Regions from separate parts of the Homo sapiens genome. Here all the other regions are linked to region 1. The links are chromatin contacts, found by Hi-C or POLR2A ChIA-PET in ENCODE. All regions are on one chromosome and are shown on one strand. Each heading gives the region's core, a stretch centred on a gene start or an enhancer-like site at or near the end of the contact. The rest is flanking DNA. Distances are from core to core; before and after follow the strand shown.

The links. Hi-C counts contacts between places; a loop is a spot of excess contacts on that map. ChIA-PET counts read pairs that join two places held with the same protein, here RNA polymerase II (POLR2A). Pooled maps may share reads with other maps.
Region 2: a loop to region 1 is called in a pooled map, with 2.3 times the contacts of the local background. The contact joins the enhancer-like site here to the promoter of HROB in region 1. A Hi-C loop is called at or near these places in 1 of 50 pooled maps. POLR2A ChIA-PET finds 5 or more read pairs at or near these places in 2 of 52 experiments (GM12878 and activated CD4-positive, alpha-beta T cell).
Region 3: a loop to region 1 is called in a pooled map, with 2.6 times the contacts of the local background. The contact joins the promoter of CD300LG here to the promoter of HROB in region 1. A Hi-C loop is called at or near these places in 1 of 50 pooled maps. POLR2A ChIA-PET finds 5 or more read pairs at or near these places in 3 of 52 experiments (CD8-positive, alpha-beta T cell, HEK293 and PC-3).

The regions. Positions count from the first base shown.
Region 1 is chr17:44,139,129-44,143,269 of GRCh38, forward strand. HROB (homologous recombination factor with OB-fold) reads left to right here and starts at 2,802. Exons shown (of 10, transcript NM_001171251.3): 1 at 2,802-3,017. The coding sequence starts at 3,015. RefSeq lists an enhancer at 2,557-2,726 and silencers at 3,027-3,086, 3,333-3,627.
Region 2 is chr17:44,415,057-44,419,003 of GRCh38, forward strand. All of the region lies in intron 6 of GPATCH8 (G-patch domain containing 8), which reads right to left. Among named protein-coding and RNA genes, the nearest start is that of ITGA2B, 27 kb to the left of the region's middle. Within about 2 kb of position 2,640, at least 4 of the 41 ENCODE cell types and tissues checked have a DNase peak (open chromatin) inside an H3K27ac peak, as active enhancers do; they include GM12878, where a contact is called at or near this core.
Region 3 is chr17:43,844,201-43,848,431 of GRCh38, forward strand. It overlaps CD300LG (CD300 molecule like family member g), which reads left to right and starts at 2,976. Exons shown (of 7, transcript NM_145273.4): 1 at 2,976-3,059. The coding sequence starts at 3,017. LOC107984979 (a long non-coding RNA gene) reads left to right here. Exons shown (of 3, transcript XR_001753057.2): 3 at 2,064-2,275.

The sequences.
Region 1 (4,141 bases), core at 1,552-4,051:
AGGCAGGCAGATCACCTGAGGTTGAGAGGTTGAGATCAGCCTTGCTAACAATGGTGAAACCCCGTTTCTACTAAATATACAAAATTAGTTGGGTGTGGTGGCCCACACCTGTAATCCCAGCTACTTGGGAGGCTGAGGCAGGAGAATCACTTGAATCCGGGAGGTGGAGGTTGCAGTGAGCTGGGATCCCACCACTGCACTCCAGCGTGGGCGACAGAGTGAGACTCCGTCTCCAAAAAAACAACAACAAAAAAAACAAATTAGGGTGAAATGCATTTGCAAGTATACTGAAATAGATACAAACCCAAGCCATGTGGTTCCCATAACAATTCCCAGCACGTGTTTGCAAATTCAAGTAAGGGGGAAGGGAATCCACATTTGTTGAGGTCCTGTTAATAGGCCAGGCATGGCGTTAGCCATTTCAATGCATTAATTCATTTAATCTCACAACAACCTTGTGAGGAAGATGTATTATTCTTTTTTTTTTTTGAGACGGAGTCTTGCTCTGTCTCCCAGGCTGGAGTGCGGTGGCGCGATCTCGGCTCACTGCAAGCTCCGCCTCCCGGGTTCAAGCGATTCTCCTGCCTCAGCCTCCCAAGTAGCTGGGACTACAGGCGCCTGCCACCACGCCTGGCTAATTTTTTGTATTTTTAGTAGAGACAGGGTTTCACTGTGTTAGCCAGGATGGTCTCGATCTCCTGACCTCGTGGTCCGCCTGCCTTGGTCCCCCAAAGTGCTGGGATTACAGGCGTGAGCCACCGCGCCCGGCTGGAAGATGTATTATTCTTTATTTTTTAATTTTTTTTTTGCGACAGAATCTCACTTTGTTGCCCAGGCTGGAATGCAGTGGCATGATCCCAGCTCACTGCAACCTCCGCCTCCCAGGTTTAAGCCATTCTCCTGCCTCAGTCCCCTGAGTAGCTGGGATTACAGGCGCCCGCCACCATGCCCGGCTAATTTCTTTTTTTTTTTTTTTTAGACGGAGTCTTGCTTTGTTGCCCAGGCTGGAGTGCAGTGGCGTGATCTCGGCTCACTGCAAGCTCCGCCTTCCGGGTTCATGCCATTCTCCTGCCTCAGCTTCCCAAGTAGCTGGGACTACAGGCGCCCGCCACCACACCCGGCTAATTTTTTTGTATTTTTAGTAGAGACGGGGTTTCACCATGTTAGCCAGGATGGTCTCGATCTCCTGCCCTTGTGATCCGCCCGCCTCTGCCTCCCAAAGTGCTGAGATTACAGGCAAGAGCCACCGCGGAAGTGAGCATTGAGTTGCCCAGCCATTCGCACTCCCTCCTGACAAATGGCATCAAGTCATTCAACAAACACTTGTTCAGCCTGGGCAACATAGGGAGCCTTCATCTCTACAACAAATAAACATAAAAAAATTAGCTGGGCTTAGGCCAGGCACAGTGGCTCACGTTTATAATCCCAGCACTTCGGGAGGCCAATGCGGGTGGATCACGAGGTCAGGTGTTCAAGACCAGCCTGGGCAACATAGTGAAACCCTGTCTCTACTAAAAATACAAAAAGTTAGCTGGGCGTGGCTGGGCGCAGTGGTTCACGTCTGTAATCCCAGCACTTTGGGAGGCAGAGGCGGGCAGATTACCTGAGGTCAGGAGTTCGAGACCATCCTGGCCAACATGGTGAAACCCTGTCTCTACTAAAAATACAAAAAATTAGCTGGGCGTGGCTGGGCGCAGTGGCTCACGTCTGTAATCCCAGCACTTTGGGAGGCAGAGGCGGGCAGATTACCTGAGGTCAGGAGTTCGAGACCAGCCTGGCCAACATGGTGAAACCCTGTCTCTACTAAAAATACAAAAATTAGCCAGGCATGATGGCACATGCCTGTTATCCCAGCTACTCGGGAGGCTGAGGCAGGAGAATTGCTTGAGCCTAGGAGGAAGAGGTTGCAGTGAGCCGAGATCATGCCACTGCACTGCAGCCTGTCCTGCAGAGCGAGACTGTCTCAAAAAAAAAAAAAAAAAAAAAAAATTAGCCGGGCGTGGTGGCGGGCACTTGTAATCCCAGCTACTTGGTAGGCTGAAGCAGGAGAATCGCTTGAACCTGAGAGGCAGAGGTTGCAGTGAGCCAAGATCGTGCCACTGCACTCCAGCCTGGGCAACAATGTGAGACTCCGTGTCAAAAAAAAAAAAAGTTAACTGGGTTTGGTGGTGTGTGCCTGTGATCCCAGCTACTCAGGAGGCTGAGGTGGGAGGACTGCTTGGGCCCAAGAGGTGGAGGATGCAGTGAGCCATGACTGTGCCGCTGCACTCCGGGCTGGGTAAGGGAGTAAAGTAAGTCTCAAAACAAAAACAAACTCATTTTCTGAGTGTCTTCAATGTGCCACATGCTGGTTCACAAAGGTGAAAAGCCACAGTCTTGCTCTGAAGCAGTATTAAGTCAAGCAGGGAGGCCGGGCGCCATGGCTTACGCCTGTAATCCCAGCTACTTCGAAGGCTGAGGCAGGAGAATCGCTTGAACCCGGGAGGCGGAGGTTGCAGTGAGCCGAGATCGCGCCACTGCACTCCAGCCTGGGCGACAGAGCGAGATTCGGTTTAAAAAAGAAAAAAAAAAAAGAACGGAAAAGAAAGGGGCGGGGGCAGGATTAGGCATCGTGGGGCCAAGATGCTTGATCTCACCTGAACCAGTGCTGAACCAGCCGACTGGGAAGAGGAGCCGCTTGGGGGCGACCGAGAGCCCATCCGTTTCCCCTTTAAGACCAGAGCGGAAGACTACAGTGAGAAGGCCCTTTGTGTCGGCGGGAAAGAAATATGCCTGCCCCTTTAAGAAGGCGGAGACGCCCCAGTGGCGGCGTCTTCGAATGCGGCCTAAGGCGCCTGCCGCCAGTCTCCTGGCGACTTTCCCTATATCGCAGAGACTCATCCCTCTGACCCCAGCCCGGAAGCACTGTCCCTCGGAGTCCGAGACTTCCACCTGGGTCGTGTCCAAGGCCCCGGCGACTCCCCGGACTCGGGGTGCCGGGCCAACCTCCCCGCCGAGGCCCACCCGCCGTCGCTATGGTAATGCCGCGCCCAGCTTGGGGGCTGGCGGGCCGCAGGGCCCCCTGGCCTCCGGAACTGCTCATGGGGTTCCAGCCCCTCGCCCGCGCAAGTTGCAGGACCGGGGTCTGGGTGGGGGTTCGGCGGAGTCGGGAGACCTGGGCTGTCGTCAGGGCTTGTCATGGACGCGCCGGAGACCCTGAGAAAGCATTCTCCTCCCCCGGGCCTCAGTTTCCCTCCTGTTGCCTTCCTACCCTCCTGGGAAACCCCCCTTTCCAGTGCGCTCAGACGTCACTACCGCTTGGGTCCATCCCTTTCCCCTCCCCGCCCCACACTTTCTACTTTTTTTTTTTTTTTTTTTGGACGAAGTCTCGTTCTGTCGCCCAGGCTGGAGTGCAGTGGCGTGATCTCTGCTCACTGCAACCGTCGTCTCCCGCCCACCCCTTTCACTCTGACCCTTAGAGTCTTGGGAACTGTATCGCCAGCTGTAGCTCCTGCGGCTCTGGCATCTGGGGTTAGGCACCACCTCTGATCTGGGTTTGACACTCATCAGGAACTGGCTACAGCAGCCCTGCTGGCTAGAAAGAAGGAACCGTGGACTGGGGCATCCTACTCTCCTGGGACCCTAGTTTTTGGGCCTTGGATTAGGTAGGGAAACTACTGGCTTCATTTGCAGAAACAATGCCACTGTGCAGACATGTTTGGATTTATGGTAGTTTCTCTTATGTTTGACATAAGATTGGTCAGGCGAAACCTTTGGGATATTGCAAAATCCTTAGGCCCAAGCCAGGGGCCGTGGCTGACACCTGTTTTTGTTTGTTTGTTTTTTTGAGACAGAGTCTCACTCTGTGGCCCAGGCTGAAGTGCAGTGGTGCGATCTCCGCTCACTGCAACCTCCACTTCCCAGGTTCAAGCAATTCTCCTGCCTTAGACTCCCAACAAGCTGGGATTACAGGCGGGCACCACCACCCCAGCTAACTTATTTCTATTTTTAGTAGAGACGAGGTTTCACTTTGTTGGCCAGGCTGTTCTTGAACTCCTGGCCTCAGGTGGTCCACCCGCCTTGGCGTCACAAAGTGCTGGGATTACAGGAGTGAGCCACCATGCCCAGCCTGTGGCTGACACCTATAATCCCAGCACTTTGG
Region 2 (3,947 bases), core at 1,390-3,889, 280 kb after region 1:
GGACATATGTTTACACTTCCCTTGGGTATATACTAGTAATATGGTAACTTTGTATTTAATGTTTTGAGGAAGTGTCAAAAACTTTTCCACTATCTTTTCACTATCTCATCAGCAATGCAGGAGGGCTCTAACTTCTTGATATCTTCTCCAACACTTTGTTAGAGTACCATTTTTATTTTAGCCATCCCAGTGGGTATGAAATGGTATACATAAATTTTGTGGTTTTGTAGATAATGAGCTTTAAGTATACAGGTTGAGTATCCCGTATCTGAAATACTTAGAACTGGAAGTGTTTTAGATATTGGGCTTTTTTACATTTTAGAATATTTGCATTGTATATTTACTGCTTGAGCATCCCAAATCTGAAAACCCAAAATGCTCCAATAAACACTTCCTTTGAGAGTCATGTTGGCATTCAAAAACTTTCAGATTTTGAAACATTTTGGATTTTAATTTTTTGAATTTGGGATGCTCAATCTGTATTTACATAGCACTCCAAGAAGATATCTGGGGACAAAGATTTGCCCCATAGGTAAAATCTGAAGGCGGATAAGTCATAAGAGCTGCCTGGGTCCAAAGCAAATGGCACAACAACAACCCAGTTCAGAGCTCTTTACAGTACTGTCACTAAAGAACTTATTACTTAGGTTGCTTTAACTTTTCTGACTACAATAGAACAAAGAGTCTAATCCCAGCATCTCTACCACAGTGCATCACTGTGATAAATTAAGTGTAAGGGGCAGAAAGGTTGAAACTGTAGAACAAAAGTAAGGCAGAATCATTTTTAGTCAACTGGGATTGAGTGCCAAAATGAAGAACAGTTAGAAATACATAACAAGAGAATGCCTGGTTTACCCTGGCAACATTAGGTCCTGAAGTGTCTGTTTTGAGGGTTACCCCTAATCACAAAAGCAGACAGCTCCCCTAAGCAGAAGGGGATTTTTTCAACAGTTTTGTTGTTTTTGAGACGGAGTCTCACTCTGTTGCCCAGGCTGGAGTGTAGCGGTACTATATTGGCTCACTGCAACCTCTGTCTTCTGGGTTCAAGCGATCCTCCTGCCTCAGCCTCCGAGCAGCTAGGATTACAGGCGTGTGCCACCACGCCCAGCTAATTTTTTTTTGTATTTTTAGTACAGATGGGGTTTCATTTCACCATGTTGGCCAGGCTGGTCTCGAACTTCTCACCTCACGTGATCCATCCACCTCGGCCTCCCAAAATGCCGGGAATACAGGCGTGAGCCACCATGCCTGGCCTTCAGCAGATTTTTTTTTAAGGTTAGCTATGTCGTGATTGCTGGGTATAATAAGTTTACTCCCAACATAAGCAGAGGGGAATGAATACATAAGACTTAACAGGTGAAAAGGCATGAAACATGCTAAATTTTTGGAAGACTGGCCAAATGATGTCAATTTTCTTATTAAGCAAAACAGACCCCAAGAAAATGGTATGAACAGTGGTATAGAATACCACTGAACCCAACATTTTCACCTCTCTGCTATAGGTTATTAAAATAAAACTACAACATGTTCAAGTGCTGAGATGCACTCCTTTCTTCAAACCTGTGTTGTTTCTTAAAGCATAATCCCTGAAGAGAACTGTGCTGTTTAAGTAATACATGTTATTGGGTAATGAAACAGTCAACTAAGAATAAGTAATCCTGTCAAAAAGCAGTTGCAAACAATTTAGACAAAGTTAATTAAATCATGTATTAACAGATTATATCCTGTACAAATCAGAATACAGTCACTGGTGGCTGCTAGAGGCTTCATCTGTTTTAGTTCTGCTATTTAAAGCTCAGGGAACTACTGTTTTTGTTCACAACTGAAACAGACCTTGGAATTAAATAAGACTTTAGTCCTTTTAGAAAATGTAAAAAGTATAGGAGTTTTCATACTACAGGTATTTTAGCAGAAAGAAGAGGGAGGCTAAAAGCATATTCCTCTGACTGAGATACTGAATCCTACAGTTAAAGGAATTTTTTTTTTTTTGAGACAGGGCCTTGCTCAATATATTACCCAGGCTTGAGTGCAGTGGCACAATCTTGGCTCACTGCAATGTCCACCTCCTGGGCTCAAATGATTCTCCTGAGGAAAACTCTAAATTTCTGTTCCTTGGTAATGTTATGTTACTGCGTAATGAAACCGTCAAGTGTCAAGTAAGAGTAAGTAATCTTGTCAAAAAGCAGATGCAAACAGTTTAGACAAGGTCAATCCTGTCAAAAAGCAGTTGCAAACAGTTTAGACAAAGTTAACTAAATCATGTATTAATAGACTCAGCCCCTCTAGCAGCTGGGACCACAGGCAACTGCCATCACATCCAGCTAATTTTTGGGGGCATTTTTTGTAGAGACCGGGTTTTGCCATGTTGCCCAGACTGGTCTCGAACTTTTGGGCTCAAGTGATCTGCCCGCCTGAGTCTCCTAAAGTGCTGGGATTACAGGTATGAGCCACCACGCTTGGCCTAAAGAATTTCTGAAGATGCTTTACAGTACCAGATTTTGATAATCTGGATCAGACTACCAGAGACTGAAATCGCAAGGAAGTTGGTCCCAACACTATTAGCAAGGAGGCAGCTTTTCAATGTGCCAGTTCCCCAGTATCAGTCAGAAGCCACGGGAACCTGTGTGGGAAGGAAGGAAAAGCATAGGCCTGAGTCACAAATTCAAATGTTTACAGGAGTTTGGCAGGTAACATAATGAGTCACACAGATTGGTGTAAGAGAAAAGATGAAGTGGAGATCACAGCTAGTTGCAGAATGAGCAAAGAGATGGCAACTGTTCAGCTTTAGTCAACTGTTATGTTGAAATGTAGGCCCAATGTTGTCTGATAATTTTAATTTTTCAAGATAAGCCAAAGCCTAAATTATGTAAAATTGAATTTTTAAAATTTGGGAATCAACTGAAATTAAAAAGGGAAAAACTAATAATGTGAAGGCCAGATAAAATATATCTATGAGATAATTTGTGACCTCTCTAGTTTATGTACTAGGAGGACCTTTAGTGGCACAAACAAGAGGCTAAGATTGGAAGAAAAATCCTGAGTAGGTAACAAGGTACAAAGGAAGCAGCCAAAAAGAGAGAAAGAGAGAGAGAGAAGAAAAGAAAAAGAGGAAGAAAGGAAGGGAGGAAGGGAGGGAGGGAAGGAGGATTGACTATAAAGGTGGTGCTGCTATTAATTAATTTACTTTTGGGAAACAATATTCTTTGGAGTTTGAATTTTAGGCCTCTTGAAATGCTAAAGAAAATGATTCTACTGTCATATCCATCAGCAGACAAATTTTTTAAAGATATGCAAAATAATTAAGGAGGCAAGGACGTAGGGATAGAAAAATCTGTAGTATCAAATTTGTCTGTAACTTACACTAAGCCAACAAAGGTAGGAGATGATCAGTGCTAATGTCTTTTTTTTTTTTTTTTGAGATGGAGTCTTGCTCTGTCGCCCAGGCTGGAGTGCAGTGGCATGATCTTGGCTCACTGCAACTTCCACCTCCCGGATTCAGGCAATTCTCCTGCCTCAGCCTCCCCAGTAGCTGGGACTACAGGCACGTGCTGCCACGCCCGGCTTTTTTGTATTTTTAGTAGAGAGGGGTTTTCACCATGTTAGCCAGGATGGTCTCGATCTCCTGACCTTGTGATCCGCCAGCCTCGGCCTCCCAAAGTGCTGGGATTACAGGCGTGAGCCACCGCGCCCGGCTAGTCAGTGCTAATGTCTATTGAGCATTCAGGTGTTATCAGAATTAACTCATGTAAAAAGGAATCATATATTGGATTTCTTCAGAAATGGAAAGGCCTACTCTTAGAGATTTCAAAATGTATTAACATCGATCACTTGAAAACTAGGGTTAAACTACTGAAAAGAGCCAAAATACTTAATCAGCTTCTGTATCTCTGAAGATCAAGCTGGGTCTTAATATTTTTGTGTTAACAACTCTTCGTAAAATCTTGGAA
Region 3 (4,231 bases), core at 1,726-4,225, 290 kb before region 1:
TTAAAATGTCAACAGTACTGAGGTTGGGGAAACCTTGATCTAAGAGGAGCAAGTGACCCTCTTGGAGCAGCTGAAGTGATTTAGTCCAAGTCCAAACCGAGAGGAATTGGACCAGGGTGGCCATCGAAGACCAAGCAGCTCAGTCCCCTCATCCCTGCCACTGTACCTCTTGGGCACACAGAGGCCTTCCTGAGGATGTGATGAGGCTGTCACGAGCCCAGTGACCTGTCCAGGAGCCCTTGTGCCTCATTGCCTCTCCCAGGTGCAGTGATGGTGGGGCACCTCCCCATGCTTCTGGTGGGAAGCAGGACAAAAATATCCTCTCTTCTCAGATCCCCAGCCCACCACGGAGGTCTGTCTGTTGGCCCCATCTACCCCAGAGTGTGGCCTAAGGTGGAACTAGGTGCGAGGCTCATGCCAGCACCTCACTTTCACCCTTCTCCCCAGCCCTTGCTCCACTTCCCAGTCTGGTGAATCTGTTTCTAATGGAGTTCTTGAGCCAGCCTCCTGGGCTAGGTGTGGGGCTGGGAAATGGAGGGGAAGGACCTTCAAATATGCAGGAAGAGGGTAGGGATCCACTCAACATGCTCTTTATATAAATAAACATTTAATAACACCTCGCTTACTCTCCTAAAATGACAATCATAAATAATATGCCTTCACAAGCACTTACTTCTTTAAAATCACACTATAGTGCCTGAGCTATACTAGGGAGAAAAAATAAAAGGAAAGCAATTTATAACCAAATAACACATATTTCAATCTGTCAGTGCTCAGGTCCCATGACACTAGAAAGCATAATGAAGTGTCAGATGCTCGTCCTTGCATATAATAAATAAGTCTGAATTTAAGAAATGTAGAGGATCAGAAATTATTCTGTGTAAGGACAAAAATAAATAAATAGAAGAGCAAAGATATGCTATCAAATGCTAGAATAAGTATTACTTTAAGGCCGGGCATGGTGGCTCGTGCCTGTAATCCCAGCACTTTGGGAGGCCGACGTGGGAGGATCGCATGAAGCCAGGAGTTTGAGAAAAGCCTGACAACATAACAAGACCCTGTCTCTACTAAAAATAAAAAATTAGCCAGGCAACAGTGGTGCACGCCTGTAGTGCCAGCTACTTGGGAGGCTGAGGTGGGAGGATCACTTCAGCCTGGGAGTTTGAGGCTGCAGTGAGCTGTGATGGCGCCACTGCACTCCAGTTTGGGCAACAAGAGTGAGACCTGTCTCAAAAATAAGTAAATAAACAAATACTTTTTTTTCTTTTTTTAGATAGAATTTCACTCTTGTTGCCTAGGCTGGAGTGCAATGGTGTGATCTCAGCTCACCACAACCTCCACCTTCTGGGTTCAAGCGATTCTCCTGCCTCAGCCTCCCTGAGTAGCTGGGATTACAGGCATACACCACCATGCCTGGCTAATTTTATATTTTTAGTAGAGACTGGGTTTCTCCATGTTGGTCAGGCTGGTCTCAAACTCCCGACTTCAGGTGATCCACCCGCCTCAGCCTCCCAAAGTGCTGGGATGACAGGCGTGAGCCACCATGCTGGGCCATAAATATTTTTTAATCTGTGTTTTTTTAAAACTGCAAAAACAGATCACCTTTTGTAGTCTGTACATGTAAAAGAGAGTCAGGGGCTGAGATCATGGTAACAGTTTTCCCCACCGTGAACAGCTGGCCCTGCCCACTAAATGGCAGCAGTGCTTCGCAGTCATTGTGAAATTAAAACACTTCTCCCCACGTTACTAGACTCACACACACACAATCTTCCCTCCCAGAACCACTGAGTTAATGCTTCAGATATTAACCTGACAAGTCAGTAAAATTCCAACTGAACATTTGGAAGGATATATGCCAAAATATTAATGGTGCTTTTCTAAAGCAGAAGGGGAATTACAAGAAGCACTCCCTTTTTTCTTTCTTTCCTTTTTACGTTCTGTATTGTGTAAAATTTTGCTTACAACCTGTATGAACTTTGCAACCAAACCAAAAAAAAAGTCATTTTTGAAGCCAGTGTGTCAGAGCTCCCAGTAGTGTACATGTTTGTTTTGGTCCTTTCAAGGAGGATTCAAGTCTGCGATGGAGAAACCACCAATTCACTTTTTCAAATGCCAAAACAACTCCGCAGGCGTGGAGGAGACCTATCTTGCAGCGCTGTAGGCCCAAGGCACCAGGGAATCCGGTCCAGCTCAGCCCTACAGCTTTGCTCAGCCCCGTCTGCACCGCCGCCCCGTGGCCAAGGGCAGTACTGCGTCCTCCAAAAGGCAAGGGCGGAGGAGGGGCCAGGGGCCTTGCCCCAGGGGCAAGCTTCTTTCTGTCCCACTGACCACATGGCAGTCTGGTGAAGTTTATGGACCCCTCTCTCAGTATAATGGCGGGTAAATATATAAATAAAATATATATGCTGGAAAGAAAACTAATACTGGTGAGATGATTCTTAAAACTCTTTATAAATGTGTAATATAATAATAGCCGTTTCATTATTGTAAATAACCAGCTCTAGGGGCAGGTCTAGGAACTCATTGTTTTCCAAGCAGTGAGGGGTATACACGACGTTTCGAGATATCCACAACTTGATGTGCCAGTGTCTGTGATTGTAATTGGTAACAAAGTTGCAGGTACTGCTAACAGTACACTCTGAATAAGAGGAAAAGCTAAATATTAGAAGTTGATGAAAGTCAATATGTAACTTTTTCCCATGCGAATTCGACTTACAGACCCCTTAGGGCGCACGGACCACAGGTTAAGGCCCCCTTGAAGGGGCACGAGTTTAGGAGAAACTCTGGTGTGGGTTTTCAGTCCTGGAAGGTGAGCCCTGGGGTAGGCACGCGTGGGCGCTCAGAAAAGGGAAGGCAGAGGCGCCTCCCCGGCTGGGCCTGCGGAGGGATGACCCACACGCCCCTCCCCTCGCTTCCTTGGCCTGGTTTCACGCGACTAGAGAAAGTTAAAGACCCGTGTGACTGAAGAGGAGCTCACAGTTCCCAGCGTCTGCTCCCACGGTGTCCAGCGCCCAGAATGCGGCTTCTGGTCCTGCTATGGGGTTGCCTGCTGCTCCCAGGTGAGATGGGGAGAGGGTCTCGGGAGGGATGTGGGGCTCACCCTTGTGGTCTGCAGGGAAAGGACCTCTTGACTGACTGATAGCCCCACCCCACCTATCCTCAGCCTCCTCAGCCCTAGGGGAGCGGGGCGGGCTGGGGGTGGGGGGAGGTGGGGGTGGCGCCGGGGCCGCACTTGCTGTTTCTGGAACCTAGAGCCAGGTTTTCTCCAGACCTGTGGGTTTCCCCTCATGGCAATGTGGCTGTGAGAGTTGCTTTGCCTCTCTAATCTTAATTTTTCTACCCTGTGCCAAGCCTGGAGGCGGACAAGACACCCCATCTGGTTGCCCTGTTAAACTCAGCAAATATTTGTTGAATTTCGGCTATGCCTCTCCCCACAACCCTGAAAGATGAAGAATTATCACGTTTCATCAATTCTTTTGCTTTCTTTTTCTTTACCTTCTAACACTTAAAATCAGGATAAATCCTACAACTGATGTCAGTTGTTCAGTTGGCAATAGTGAGACCCCATCTCTACAAACAAACAAACAAACAAACAAACAAAATTAGCCAGGCATGGTGGTGCACACTTGTAGTCCTAGCTAGTGGGAGGCTAAGGTGGGAGGATCGCTTGAGCCCCAGAGGTCAAGGCTACAGTGAGCCATGAGCACCATTGCCCTCCAGCCTGGGCAACAGAGTGAGATCCTGTCTAAAAACAAAACAAAACCAGGCACGGTGGCTCACGCCTGTAATCCAAGCTCTTTGGGAGGCTGAGGCGGACGGATCACAAGGTCAGGAGATCAAGACCATCCTGGCTAACACGGTGAAACCCCGTCTCTACTAAAAATACAAAAAATTAGCCGGGCATGGCAGCACGTGGCTGTAGTCCCAGGTACTCAGGAGGCTGAGGCAGGAGAATCACCTGAACCCGGGAGGCAGAAGTTTCAGTGAGCAGACATCGGGCCACTGCACTCCAGCCTGGGCGGCAAAGTGAGACTCCATCTCAAAAACAAACAAACAAACAAACAAAACAAAACAAAACACTCAGAAACCCTGCTGGCTATCTGGCTGTCAGATTCTATCTGAATCTAGAACGCCACCCCTGCACCCCAATTCCTCAATGGGCCAGGGTTAGGGAAACAGCAACAGCCCTGCCCCAAGTTCCCCCAGCGTGGGAGGTTAGTAATGGCTCTTC